Regions from separate parts of the Homo sapiens genome. Here region 2 is linked to region 1. Evidence: chromatin contacts called from ENCODE Hi-C data. All regions are on one chromosome and are shown on one strand. The core of a region is the stretch at or near the end of the contact, and the rest is flanking DNA. Distances in the headings are between cores, read along the strand shown. Region 1 holds the start of DBNL (drebrin like). Region 2 holds the start of MYO1G (myosin IG).

What was found. Hi-C counts contacts between places; a loop is a spot of excess contacts on that map. Pooled maps may share reads with other maps.
Region 2: a loop to region 1 is called in a map of naive thymus-derived CD4-positive, alpha-beta T cell, with 9 times the contacts of the local background. The contact joins the promoter of MYO1G here to the promoter of DBNL in region 1. A Hi-C loop is called at or near these places in 1 of 168 maps with a recorded cell type or tissue (naive thymus-derived CD4-positive, alpha-beta T cell), 1 of 37 single-sample maps with no recorded cell type and 7 of 50 pooled maps.

Annotation. Positions count from the first base shown.
Region 1 is chr7:44,041,930-44,049,167 of GRCh38, forward strand. DBNL (drebrin like) reads left to right here and starts at 2,773. Exons shown (of 13, transcript NM_001014436.3): 1 at 2,773-2,891. The coding sequence starts at 2,809. LINC00957 (long intergenic non-protein coding RNA 957) reads left to right here. Exons shown (of 3, transcript NR_072982.1): 3 at 2,324-2,367. RefSeq lists a silencer at 2,813-3,032 and an enhancer at 2,971-3,471.
Region 2 is chr7:44,975,563-44,982,194 of GRCh38, forward strand. It overlaps MYO1G (myosin IG), which reads right to left and starts at 3,453. Exons shown (of 22, transcript NM_033054.3): 1 at 3,305-3,453; 2 at 1,301-1,509; 3 at 1,002-1,095; 4 at 1-87. The coding sequence starts at 3,399. RefSeq lists a silencer at 3,396-3,485 and enhancers at 3,686-3,755, 3,786-3,835, 5,063-5,192.

The DNA.
Region 1 (7,238 bases), core at 1,523-4,022:
GATTTGGTTCTAGGAGGTTAGTGTGCATTGGCGTTCTGTTGCCTGCTTCCAGCCCCTATTCTCCTGCCTCAGGTTCATTAGAAAAGACTGAGTTTGGGGCCGGGCAGGGTGGCTCACACCTGTAATCCCAGTACTTTGGGAGGCCAAGGTGGGCAGATCACGAGGTCAAGAGATCGAGACCATCCTGGCCAACATGGTGAAACCCTATCTCTACTAAAAATACAAAAATTATCTGGGCATGGTGGCACGTGCCTGTAGTCCCAGCTACTCAGGAGGCTGAGGCAGGAGAATTACTTGAACTTGGGAGGCAGAGGTTTCAGTGAGCCGAGTTCGTGGTCACTGCACTCCAGCCTGGCTACAGAGTGAGATTCCATCTCAAAAAAAAAAAAAAAAAAAAGAATGAGTCTGGCCCCTTTTTGTCTTTCTCTCATCCTCTTTGCCTTTCACCATGTTATGATGCAGCAAGAAGCCCCTCATCAGATACTAGTGCCATGACCTTGGACTTCCCAGCCTCCAGAACTGTGAGAAAATAAATTTCTGTTCTATGTAAATTACATAGTCTGTGGTACTTTGTTATAGCAGCACAAAACAAACAAGACAACAAGCAACAATCATGTGAACAGAAAGAAAAATGGGCATAACAAATGAACCATGTTTTTGTCCAAATTAGGTTCACAAGCCCTTATCTGCACCATCCAGACTCAAACACCTTAAGATTTTGGTAGTTCATTTGGTAGCAAAAACTGACCTTAATTGTCATGAGGATATTTAGAGTCGTCTTATATTCCACTTAGCTGATTATTCACACATATCACACACTTAGCTGATTATTCACACATATCACAGCAAAAGCATGAACATGTCTGATTACCAGTTCCTGTCCAGATCCTGTGATAAGGGCTTACCCAGGACATACATGGTATAACTTTTCTGAAATCTTAGATTGAATTCCAAAGCACATCTGGACTTAAGGGATTGTGGATATATACATATATATACTATATGTATATATATACACATATGCATATATATACATATGTGTATATATATACATGTGCATATATACATATACATATGCATATATAATATATGTATACATATACATATGCATATATATACATATGCATATATACATATACATATGCATATATACATATGCACATATACATATACATATGCACATATATACATATGCATATATACATATGCATATATACATATATGTATACCTATACCTATGCATATATATACATATATGTATACCTATACCTATGCATATATATACATATATGTATACCTATACCTATGCATATATATACATATATGTATACCTATACCTATGCATATATATACATATATATGTATACCTATACCTATGCATATATATACATATATGTATACCTATACCTATGCATATATATACATATATGTATACCTATATCTATGCATATATATACATATATGTATACCTATACCTATGCATATATACATATATGTATACCTATACATATGCATATATATACATATATGTATACATATATACACACATAGTATATATACATATACACTATGTGTGTGTGTATATATATACACATATATATACTATGTGTGTGTATATATGTATATATATACTATACTTTTTTTGAGACAGAGTCCCGCCCTGTAGCCCAGGCTGGAGTGCAGTGGCGCTATGTCGGCTCAGTGCAAGCTCTGCCTCCCTGGTTCACGCCATTCTCCTGCCTCAGCCTCCCGAGTAGCTGGGACTACAGGCGCACGCCGCCACGCCTGGCTAATTTTTTGTTTTAGTAGAGACGGGGTTTCATCGTATTAGCCAGGATGGTGTCGATCTCGTGACCCCTTGATTCGTCCACCTCGGCCTCCCAAAGTGCTGGGATTACAGGCGTGAGCCACCGTGCCCGGCAGGATTTATATTTTAAGGAGGCAGGGGAGTTATTCTCCATGGGAGGAAATAAGCCGTGAGCTGCCTTGCGCTTTGGCATGTTTCTCTATCATACAGATAAGAAGCTAGTTCAGTCAAGTGTATGCAGATTTGTGGATGGAAAAACTGGTGCTCCCAGGAGGAGGGGAGCAGATTGAGGAATTACTGACACCTTCTAGGGGCGACCAGCCAGATGTGCAGGTGAAGCACAAGACAGGTTCTCTTCATGCCTCCACTATCCTGGCCTCGACCAAACTGCAGAGGGAAAAACTCAGGTGAGAGTGAGAAAGCACAGTCACTTTCAGTTAGGTTTGTAGCGGTGTGATCGTCACTTAGCACTCATTTATTCGTGTATTCATACATTTATGCATGTTTCTTTCACAGATCAAACTGTTGAGGGTCCACAAACAGGCTGAAGACCTCGTCTGGAGGGAGACTGCAGTGAACCCAAGATCGTTCAAATAAGCGCATCGACATAACAAGATTTAGAAAAGAATAAGCACGGTGCTGTGAGAGCAGCTAGCGGGGGCTGGACTGGGTCCCTGCGGCCAGGCTTCCAAGTCGAGCTGCCGTTTGGGTGGGACCAGAAGACGGGCTAGTCTGCGCCCCAGGATCCCTCCCTGAGGACAAACAGAAGGCCGGGTCCTCCCTTCTCCCGCTTGTCCTTCGGCATTCGCGGGACCTGCATGCTAGACCAGCTGGCCGGACAGCTCGCTAGGACCCGCGGGTGCGGCTGGCCCCTACCATTTCCGCTTCCTGCCGTGGGGCGGGGTTTCCGGTTGTCGGAGGCGAGGCTTGTCGGCTGTCAAAGGGGCGGCCCGGCCCGGCCCGGAAGCTACAGCAGCGGCGCGGAGACTGCGGGGCGGGCCATGGCGGCGAACCTGAGCCGGAACGGGCCAGCGCTGCAAGAGGCCTACGTGCGGGTGGTCACCGAGAAGTCCCCGACCGACTGGTGGGCGGCGAGACGGGCCAGGGTCGGGCCAGGGGCTGCCTCAGGGGTGGGTCTGTCTGGGGCGAGCGGGGGACTCGGGGGGAGCGGGAGCGCGAGCGCGGAGCGGTGCCCAGGCAGGTGGCCTGGGGCTTACCTGTCTGCCCCTCCACACCGCAGCAGGAGTGCTGTCTCACCCTCGTGACCCCTTGCCCCGCCGATCGTGGACAGGTTAAACCCGGCTTGGGGGGACCCAGTGAGTCCCCGCCCCTCCCCCTGTCGCTCGCCACCCACTGTGGGCTTCGCGGGCTTCCATGTTGGATCCTCGGCCTGGTCGTGCTTGCTAGCTTCGCCAGGTTCTTCTTTCCAGTCCTGGGACTTCCCTGGAGAAGGGGTTCCTGCACAGCCCTCTCTGAGAAGGCGGAAGCCACGCCCGGTTTTTTTGCAAACGCTGTGTTCGGGGATGGGCATTTGAGAGCGGCCTGGCAGCCGGGCTGTGAATGTGAGCCCTGCCCTGGGGGCTTCAGACGAGGAGCTCAGGGATCTGGGTTCTTGGCTGTCTGTGAACGTGGACTTCAGAACTTTCGTTTCTCCAAAAAGTGTACTCTTTCTTGTGCCTGAGCCATGGGAAGATGTACGAAAGTAGGATGCTCGCTATCTATTTGGGAAAAGGTCCCATTTTCCCTCTACCACCCAAGATATCCTCACTTTCCTCTTTGCTTAAATTGTTTTTACTGACCAGTTTTGAGAAATCCCAGTTCTGAGAAATATGCTGAGTATGGTGGGCTAAGGTGACCAACTTTGGGGAATAGAAACTGGGCCTTGGAGTCTGAGTCGTGGTGGGGCCACACTGTGGTCAGCACTGAGGCCCTCCCAACTGTCTTCCCCTTGTGTGGGGGCCATCTCCACTTGTGTAAGTGCTTTCTCATCTCCTCTGCTCTCCGTAGTGCCCAGCACAGAGCGGCTTTTATGCAGTGTACTATTGTGACCCTGAGGATGTTATGGCTTTGCTTTTTCCTCAGCCCTGGGCCATTAGGGGAAGAGCTTTAGAACACCAGTTGCTTGGTTCTATGGGGTCTCTGTAGACTCTCCTGTCAGGTCTGAGTGCCCTGGATGGCACTTATGCCAAACAGCACATCTTCTGTTTTGGAGGCATCTAAAGAAGGATATCTCGTCATTTCCTTGGTGGGGTTTTCTGCCTGCTTTATAATCCCTCAGATTTACCCACGTCAGTCAGTGTTATTTTTCTCAGGAGAGTTTCTAGATGTCAGCCCTCTGTTTTGCCTCTCTCCTATTCCTGTTCGTGTTTCTCTTAGACCTCTCCTGTTACTTCAAACCCAGTCAAAAGTATCTCTGCAATGAGTGCCCCATTTTCATGTCCACATCATACCACTTGGCTTTAGAACCCAGAAGAATCTTTGCCCCTCTTCAGCCCTGCCAAATTAAAGATTTTGCTTCTTAACATGCTCTTGATCACTCTGTTTACCCTGGCAGACTTACCTAGGAGCTTCCTGGCACTCCTCATCTATCTCCCTTCCAGGTCTCTCTTCATCATCAGTCTTCTCAGGAACCATCACTGGTTTGGGATGATGCCTCCCAGCCCACCTGGCAGTTTGGGCTTCCCTCTTCAGACCTCCTATGTTCCTAGCCTTTCCTTGGGCTGCTTACGAGAGCTGTCTGCTACCACTCCTGGCCCGGTGCTTACCCACCCCATCTACTCTCTGTCCCTCATGAGGGTTGTGGAGCCTCCTCTTTCCCCTCATGAAGTCAGAACCCACCCATCTCACTGGACTCATCTGCCCAGACAGCCATGCTATGCTCCCTCCCTACCTCCAGGCTCCTGCAGCACTACAGGTTGTGTCACTCAGCAGCATAACCCACTGACCTCCACCCTCATCGTCACAGCCATTAAGGTAGTTACTCAGCAGATACTATGTGGCAGATTCCTGCACACTGCGGAAAAATATCTGGACCATGTCACTTCCGTGTCTGTAACTCTACAGTGGCTTCCTGTTGCATGTTGAATAAAGCCTAGACTCCTTGCCCTGCTGATGCCCTGCATGACCCAGAACCTACCACCCCTTTCATTTACCACACTGTGGCCACACCTGTTTGTCACCACTCTGGCCGTCTTTCTCTTCCTCAAACTTACAAGCTGGTTCCTCTTCAGAGTCCTTGCTCTGCTGCTTCCTCTGCATGGAGCACACTTTTTCCACATCGTCCCAGGTGGCTCCCCAGCCTTCACTTCTTGGCCCCGAGGTTGCCTTCTCAGAGAGGCCTTCCTTGATTCCTAGCTCCTTGTTTGTAGGCACTTTTTCCCATCTTTCTGTTTGACTTCCTTCAGACACATGCCAGACACAAAATATGCTGGAAATCCTTATGGATTTTCTTGTCACCTTTATCTCTTACTAGAAGGGGTGGGGTGGGCTCTGTCTCTGTCCTCGGTGCTTGAGGCACGGTTGTTACATGTGGCAGATGCTTAGATGAAGGATGGACCAAGTCATACAGAAAAAGTGGTAGAGATATCAGAGGAAGAAGAGGTGGTCTCTAGTTTGGTGGGTCATAAGAGGTTTCACACACACAGTGCTGGCATTGGGGAGGGCAGATAGAGTGGGGAGCAACCATGACATCAGCTCTCCATCTTGGATCTGTCTCCCGCCCCTGCTTACTCCGTATCTTGGCATGGTTTGTTCTCACCTGGTTCATGTGTCACCTTCAGCACCTGCTTCACTCTCTAATAGTACGTTAGTGTTAGGTGTGTGTTTTTTCTTCCGTTAGAAAGTAAGTTCCATGGGCAGGACCTTTTAGGGATTGTTCATAGCTGCATTCCTGTAACTAATAAGCAGTAGGCTCTCAGTACTTATTTTCAAAGGCACTATTGAATTATAAGATGCTTGACACTCCATATGCCTTGCTGTTCAGAGGCCAGTGCACCATGTTTTTTCATGTTGATTTGAAACTTCCTTCGCCCTTCTTTCAAAAGGCCTCTGAACTGGGAATGAGCCTCTGCGCTGGGAACATTCTTAAAGGTGGCCTGGGGTAGAGAGGGATCAAGTCAGAGGGATAGGTGGCAGGCATTGAGCTTGGCTCTTATTATATTAGCTGCTGAGTCCCTTTTTTTTTTTTTTTTTTTTTTTGAGACAAGAGTCTTGCTCTGTCGCCCAGGCTGGAGTGAAGTGGCACGATCTTGGCTCACTGCAACCTCTGCCTCCCAGGTTCAAGTGATTTTCCTGCCTCAGCGTCCCAAGTAGCTGGGATTACAGGCACCCACCACCACACCCAGCTAATTTTGTATTTTTAGTAGAGACGGGGTTTCCCATGTTGGCCAGGCTGGTCTCAAACTCCTAACCTCAGGTGATCCACCCGCCTTGGCCTCCCAAAGTGCTGGGATTACCGGCATGAGCCATCGCAGCTGGTTGAGTCCCTTCTTGCAAGAGCTGGGTTGAGCTGCCATCTTCTGTTACCTGCTGCTTGTGCCAGCTTGCTATCTTCTGGGAGCCAGGGCTTTGTGGCCATCAAGAGGAATGGGCTTCTTTCCTCCAGGGAGTTCCCCCCAGCTCATGCTGGCAGTGTGCCACCTCCCAAATCTTTCTCTTGTTTTTCTGTGTTCTTTTCTCTAGTTCCTTTTCTCTGAGTGTTTCTCATTCAGTGTTTCTCTCCTGTATTCTGTCTCCCCTCCTGGTAAGGAGTGCCTTTTCCCGGAGGCCTGTCTCCTCCCTACCAACCAGATCCACTGGGCCTGGGTCTAATTTCTTCCATTTTTCTGAGGCATAAGTATCTCTGCCCAGTGGCACTGGCAAAGCCCTGGGGAAGCCAAGTTGAAGCTGATTTGGTTCCTGTCCGACTGTTTATCCCTGGAGCTTCTGTCTGGCCTGCCTCAGCAGGCCTGTGCTTTAGAGCCTGGGGAGATGACACACACTGGACTGGGTTTTGCCTTTGACTTATAGTCCAGTGGGTCAGTGCCTCCAGCCCATGTCCAGCAGCCCTGCTGGGGATGTTCAGTTGCTGCAAGGTTCATGCTATTAGCAAGCCAGAATGAATCTTTACCAGAGTTTTGTTTTTGTTTTTGTTTTTAAGAGTTGGGGTTTCACTCTGTTGTTTGGGCTGGAGTACAATGGCATCATCATGGCTCACTGTAGCCTCGACCTCCCAGGCTTAAGCAATCCTCCCACCTCAGCCTCCCGAGTAGTTGGGACTACGGGCATATGCCACCACGCCTGGCTGATTTTTGTATTTTTGGTAGAGACAGGGTCCCACCATGTTGCCCAGGCTGGTCTCAAACTCCTGGGCTCAAGCGACCCTCCTGCCTCAGCCTCCCAAAGTCCTGGGATTACAGACACGAGCCACCCACCTGGCCCAGAGTTCTGTTCT
Region 2 (6,632 bases), core at 2,203-4,702, 930 kb after region 1:
AAGCGGCTGGAGTTGTGATTGCGGTTGGTGCGGGCATTGCCAAAGGCCTCCAGCACACAGGTGGACTTGAGCAGCACGTCCTTGACCCTGTCAGGGCAGAGGGGCTGGGTCTTAAGGCAAAGACTTCCCATCTGGGGAATGCTGTCTCTGCCCCTGAGTCTTCCCAACAGAAATCACAGCATCTCAGGATGAGTTCCTCTGAACTTGCTGAGAGGGAACCAATGGCCTGGCCTCGCCCAGTGTTGCCTCTGAGGTTGTGTGACGGTCACTTCACCTCTGAGAGGCTGGGAAATGCACTTGCCGGGCTGGCTGTGCTCAGCATGGTCTGTGTAGCATTGAGGTCCTTGTTTCTCACAGCCACCTCTTCCCCTCCCAGGCCTCAGCTGCAGCCTGGGGAGGAGGGGCTGTTCTGACCACTGGGCTTTAGACCTCCAGCTGCAGGGGTGGGCAGTGGTGCTGGCCATATGTGCTCAGGAACTGACATTGCTTGTCCCCCCTGAATCCCATCTCGCTGCCTCTTGATAGGAAGAGACAGGCACTGACAGAGGAAGCTGCTTCCATAAGGGACAGGTTTCCTGGTTTCAAGGCTCCTGGCCATCACCCACACAGCCACCTGGCATGCTTGGCCATCTTGGCCAGGGCCTGCCAGCTTCTCCAGGTTTCCATGGAATCTGCCTGCTGCCCTGTCCATGAGCCATTTCAAGCATCTCTGGGCCCTGCTGCACTTCTCCTCATCCTACCTGTGGCTGCTGCCTCCTCCCAGCTGGTAGGCCCAGTACCTTGGCTAGGTCTCACCCACCCAAGGAGAGGTCCTTGGCATGGGTCACCCTGTCTCACCTCCGGGTGTGTTGGCATTATCTGGAAACTTCCCAAGTTCCCACTGAACTTGACCTGAGCTAGACTCCAGTTGCCGTCTCTCACTCCCCAGAGCCAGCCCTTCCTGCCACACTGAGGTCCCTGGCCTGCCATGCTGAGGCCCAGAGCTGCCCATTGCCACTCACCTCTCCACCTCAGCCCTCTGGCTTGGATTGGTGACAGCAGCGATGTACTGCATGATGTGCTTACTGGCTTCTGTCTTCCCTGCCCCACTCTCCCCTGCCGGAAAGACCAGAGTTGAGAGAATCAGCCAGGTTCGCTCTCTTAGCCCAGCTCCCTGTGCCCACTCACACCCCCAAGACTGGCAAGATGGGGTCCTAGGGCCCCCATCAGGACACAGGGCACAGGAGATGCTCTAATGGCCCTCCCAAATGTTCACAAATGAAGATGCCGAGGGTGGGGGCCCGGCGGCAGGGACAGGTACCTGAGATGACGATGCAGGTGTCCCTGGACCGGTGCTTCATTGCCTTGTAGGCGGCGTTGGCCACAGCATAGAGATGGGGTGGCCGCTCATAGAGCTCACGGCCCTGGTACCTGGCGATGGCCTCAGGCCCATACAGGGGCAGCTCCTGGTAGGGGTTCACGGACACCAGCACCTCACCGATGTAGGTGTAGATGCGGCCCTTCTCGAACCTGGACACAGCAGGGGTAGGCCTCAGCACTCACAGGCTTACAGGCACCCACAGGCCTTTCGCCAGAGCCCATATCAGGGCCTGGCCCCAGTAGGCCAGCGCTCCCACCCTGACGGGCTGAGAGTGGAGAAGGAAGAAGGGGGCAGGTGTTGACCTTGCGTCTCCCTGGTGCCATCCTGGGTGAGCTGAGCCACTCAGAGACTGTCTCCATTGCGGCATAGAGTTTGGGGTCCACAGTGGTCTCCCCAGGGATCCCAAGGTCACTGGAAACATGACCACTCATTTTGCAAAGGAAACAGACTTGCCCAAGACTGCACTGGGTGCCGTGAGTCAGGGCTGGCTCCTGGGGTGAACCCCGCAGGGCAGATGGGGAGATGGGGTTGAGAAGTGACTGGGCTGGGAGGGGAAGGAGGGGCCTCCTCGGCTGTTTCCTGTCTCAAGGCCTGGGCGGGAACCCAGAGACAAAAGGGGACCCCACCCAGCCCCACCCAGATGACAGGGAGGGAGTTGATGTCGTTGTCTTTACACCCCCGACCCCCCAGCCTGTGGCCAGTGGCTGCTGCCTCTCCCCTGGCACAGCCTCAGACTTCTTGACCCTTTCCTTCACAAACCTGGTCCCCAGTGGGGGTGGATGTCTGCCCTTCTCTTGACCTTTCTGCCCCTGGGAGGAGGACTGGCAGGCCTGCCCCTCAGACCCATCTCCCCTTGGTGTGTGGTACCCACCCTTCCCTGGATGGCCCTGTCTCCCGGCAGCCTGTCCTGGGTGGGCCTGTCCTGAGGTTCCTCTTTCTCCACCACCTCTGACATGGGTTTTCCTGGGCCTAGCTCCCATCCTCCTACAAGCTGGGGATGAGGGCACAAGTCACCCACGTCTCCAGGGCTCAGTGTTCTCCTCATCAAAATAGAGAGGACAATGTTTCATAAGCTCATTTTATAAGAATGAGGTAGAACAATGTGCACAAAGTGCTTAGCTCACGTCCTGGCTAGCCCTCCTCTTTGAGCCAGGCTCGTGGTCTCTTGCCTTCGGTGCTTAGTGGGGATCCTGGTCCCCAAGCTCTCCCCAGGGAGCTTCCGGAGTACACAGCGAGTGGCCTTCTGCCCCTCCCTGGGAGTCCTGGCAGGAAGCCCAGCTGCCTGTATGGCCACCCTACTGTGCCATGCCCCTACCTCCCGGGCTTCTCCCTGCCCTCCACCTGCCCTCCTTGATGGTAAATTGGGCTCCAATATCACTTCTACCAACTGTGTCCTGTGATACTCCATGTACCCCAGGAGAATGTCACCTCAACTTGGTGGGAATGTTTGGACCCTAGGGTGGAGCCTGACTGCTTCATCTCAGTGTCCCCAGGGCTCAGGCCAGGCCCCATGGATGAGATGCATCGAGGGAGCATCAACAACTGGCTGGGAAGTGGCTGGAGGGAGGTGCCCCTGGTCCCTCCTGGAAAGATAGTGCCTGGTATGTATCTGTCCAAGAAGTGTCATGCCCTGGCCCCGTCGGGCAGGAAAGAAGGGGCAGAAGATGCCTGGACTGTGTGGGAGGCAGGGGTGGGTTGAGGTGGTGGGCAGCTCCGGTGCTGACTTGCCAGCCCTGACAGGGACAGTTGCCTCCTTGTCTGTTCCTGTCCCCTGGGGCCGTGCTTTGAGGCACTCATTTCAGCCCCATCTGGTCTGGGTGGGTGTGTGCCACTGCCCCCTCCCTTGGACAGCAGCGTGCCTTCCTCTTTCCCTCAGGTCTCTGCGAGGACGCAAGGTGGGAGACCCTGGAGGAGGGGAGCCACTGCCTCCTGCCCTGGGCCTACCTGAGCTGCAGGTTCCTCATGAAGTCCTCCATGGTCACTTGGTCCAAAAGCACAAAGTCAGGTTTGCCATACTCAGGGCCTTCCTCGTCCTCCATCCTGCCGGCTGGAAACACCTTGCCTCACCTTCCTGTGCCTGCTGGAAGGACAGTGAAGGAGAGGGGGAGGGAAGGCTAGGGGAGGCCCCACCGCCCCCGCCCTGCCCCACCAGCCTCCTCCAGTGCTGGTGTAAAGTAGGAAGTGGGTTCTAGTCCTGGGAGGGGCTGCCCTCCGCACTTGCCACTCCTTCCCCCTCGAGGTGCTCTAAACCCTGCTTCCTGTCCCTGCGCCCCACAAGGAGGCTGTGCCTAACGGTCTGACCCGTTTGCACGCCAGGGGCGAGGGGCCGGATGCTGGGTCCTCCCCGCTTTGGAGGGTTCTTCGCTGGCCTCCTTCGGAAGCTCCCCTCCACCCACAAGCAGGAGACAAGACTCCGTGGGTTGGCTTCCAACCCTGGCAGCACGTTAGAGTCACTTGTGGGACTTTAAAGAAAGATTTTTTGACGTGATCTTGGTTACCTGGCTGTGTGTGTCTCTCAAGTCAGAACTGAACACTAGATGCAATATACTGTATGTACATTGTACATTAATACAAAAATGAAAAAGGATCCTAATGCCCAGGCCTTTGGGGTGGGGGCAACAGCCTTCTTTGCAGTGTGAAGGCCACACTGGGGTGTAGACGAGCAAAGCTTCTTGTGTGACCTGCCAAGGGCCAGTGGTCCTAGCACTGCAATTCCCCACCCCAGCCACGGGGGAGGGACAGAGGACCCCAGAGCATCCTCTGCATGGGGCTGGCCTTCAGTGGGACCCCTGTGCCCCTAACTGTCCTCTGCCTTGTACTTGTGTCCAGCCGATCCCCCATAAACTGCAGTGAGGACCAGGAACATGCCTGGAGCCCTGTGGCCTCATCTCAGAGCTGCTGTCCCTGCACTTTGAAGATGAGGCAGCGCATTTGGGGAGCGGCTGCATTTAGGGAGTGGCCAAAATCTCCAGACACTGCATTCCTGACACTTAGTGCTCCTGGAAGAAGTGGGAGGGGTGCAGTTCTCTTAGCTTCCAGGCAGACTGGAAAAAGTTCTTTTTCATCCCAGGACAGACTGGGGCAGGTCACACCCATCCTCTAGGAACACTGGGGCGATTCTCTCATCAAAGGTCAAATGGATGCAGTTCTCTCTCATCCTACAAATAGACTGGTGACATTTCTCTTTCACCCCTTCCCTCATACAGGGAGGTCAAAGGGCAGACTCCAGAATTCCCAAACTTCAGTCATTCATGTGCTGCCTTTGAGATTTGTTGTACTCATAAGCACTAGTTTAACTATTGTCTTTCAGTCATCCCATTTTTTAAACTTTGAAGTAATGGATAGGCAAGTTAAGTTTATTTTTTTCTCTCGAATACCTTAAAGCAAATGCATTCCTGATAAAACTGAAAGTACTTATTCAAGTACCTAATAAAACTGAGTCACGCACCACTGCAATAAGGGGCCACTGGCCTGAAAAATCCCCAAATTTGTAAGTGGGCAGCCTCTGGCTCCACCCTGGGCCAGACCTGGGGCTCCTCTTGGGCAAATTCAAAGTCAGTCCTTCGGAACTCTGACAAGTGTGGCCTCCTCCCCACCCCCAGGCTCTTGGGCTGGTGCTTTTGAAGGGTTTCCCAAACCTACACTCAAGTCTGGGAATTCTCACCCAGACTCTTGCCAGCTCATCTGTCTTTTCAAGTTTCACTTCCCCAACCCCCAGGGAGTCAAGCCAACCAGTGGAACCAAGATGGCTGTATTCCAGTAAAACGTTAAGGACACCGAAATCTGAACTTCGCAAACTTTTCATCTGTCACGTAATCATACTATTTTGGGTATTTCCCCCACCACTAACCACTTAAAAATGTCAAGACCACTCTTAGCTCAGAGATTTGGCTGGTGGGAGGAGTTTGCCCGCCCTTGCTTTAGCTGCTGCTGGTTGCTGGGACCCTGGGCGTCCTTCCTTGGTAGTTTGCACAAATTTGCCATGCATTGCCTCATTTGATTCTCATGACACATGTAGGAGTTACTGTTATTTTCATTTTACATATATTAAAACCGAGGCTGAGATGACATCACTACAAAGGAAGTTCCCTCCTGGGTCAACAGACCTCTGGGCCCTTATAGCACTGAATTCAGTGGGTCCTACTCAAATCCCAGGGAAAAGTCGGTCAGTCAGAGTCACGGCCTGGTCCTCAGAAGGGAGGACAAATGGTAGCTCTATCTGCAGCTTCCCCAGGGCATGCTCCTTACAGGGTATGACTGGTAGAACAGGTAGATGAACAAAGGCAGAGGCTCCTAATGGAAGGACAGCAAGGAGGGGCCACCACCAACTCAAGCCTGGCAGGGGCTGAGGAAACCATCCTGGCCCCAGTGAGTTTCCCTCTCATTATCTCATCTGGATCAGTTTCACAATGCCTGCCTCCACCAGGGCTCCTACGGCTGCACCTGCAGGTCCCTTGCCCTCACCCTCCTCGTTGCAACCTTCAAATCCCAGGCTTGCTCTGTTGGTGCTGACCTTGCAGCAAATCCCCAGCCCCAGAAAAATGTCCCCTTTCAGGGGAGTTGCTTTTTCGGCTCTACACAACTGTACCATAACTTAGTATTTCTATTAAAAATTTTTTTTTTTTACCTCATCTGAGGTGATACCATTGGGCTAATTGTAGGGGAATGGCTCTACCTAGGGGTATACTCTCATAGGCCACAGGCCACACAGCTCAACTGAGCCTCCTGGAACTGAGAGTGGAGGCCTAGGAGGCGCTGCCACAAGGCCAGCTCCATTCCCCGCTCCATCCTTCTGGGAGGCTATCAGGAGTTACTGTCTCCTGGGATTTTTTTTCTAAGCAGGGATGTGAGACTTCCGGTTCGTACCCCACTCCCCCCATGGTATAGCTGCAGACTAGACAATCTGCTCAGCTGCAGTCTAGAATTGGCTCCTCAACAAGGGGAGATGCTGTGCCTCCTGTTGCAGGCCCCTTTGGGTGCTTTTCCATTCACTGTCAGTAGTAAATTGGATGTAAGTCACTGGAGGCTGGGTGTGGTGGCTCACGTCTATAATCCCAGCACTTTGGGAGACTGAGACAGGTGGATCACCTGAGGTCAGGGAGTTCGAGACCAGCCTGACCAACATGGTAAAACCCCACGTCTACTAAAAATACAAAAATTAAGGCATGGTGGCATATGCCTGTAATCCCAGCTACTTAAGAGGCTGGGACAGGAGAATCGCTTGAACTCGGGAGGTGGAGGTTATGGTGAGCTATCATGCCACCGCACTCTA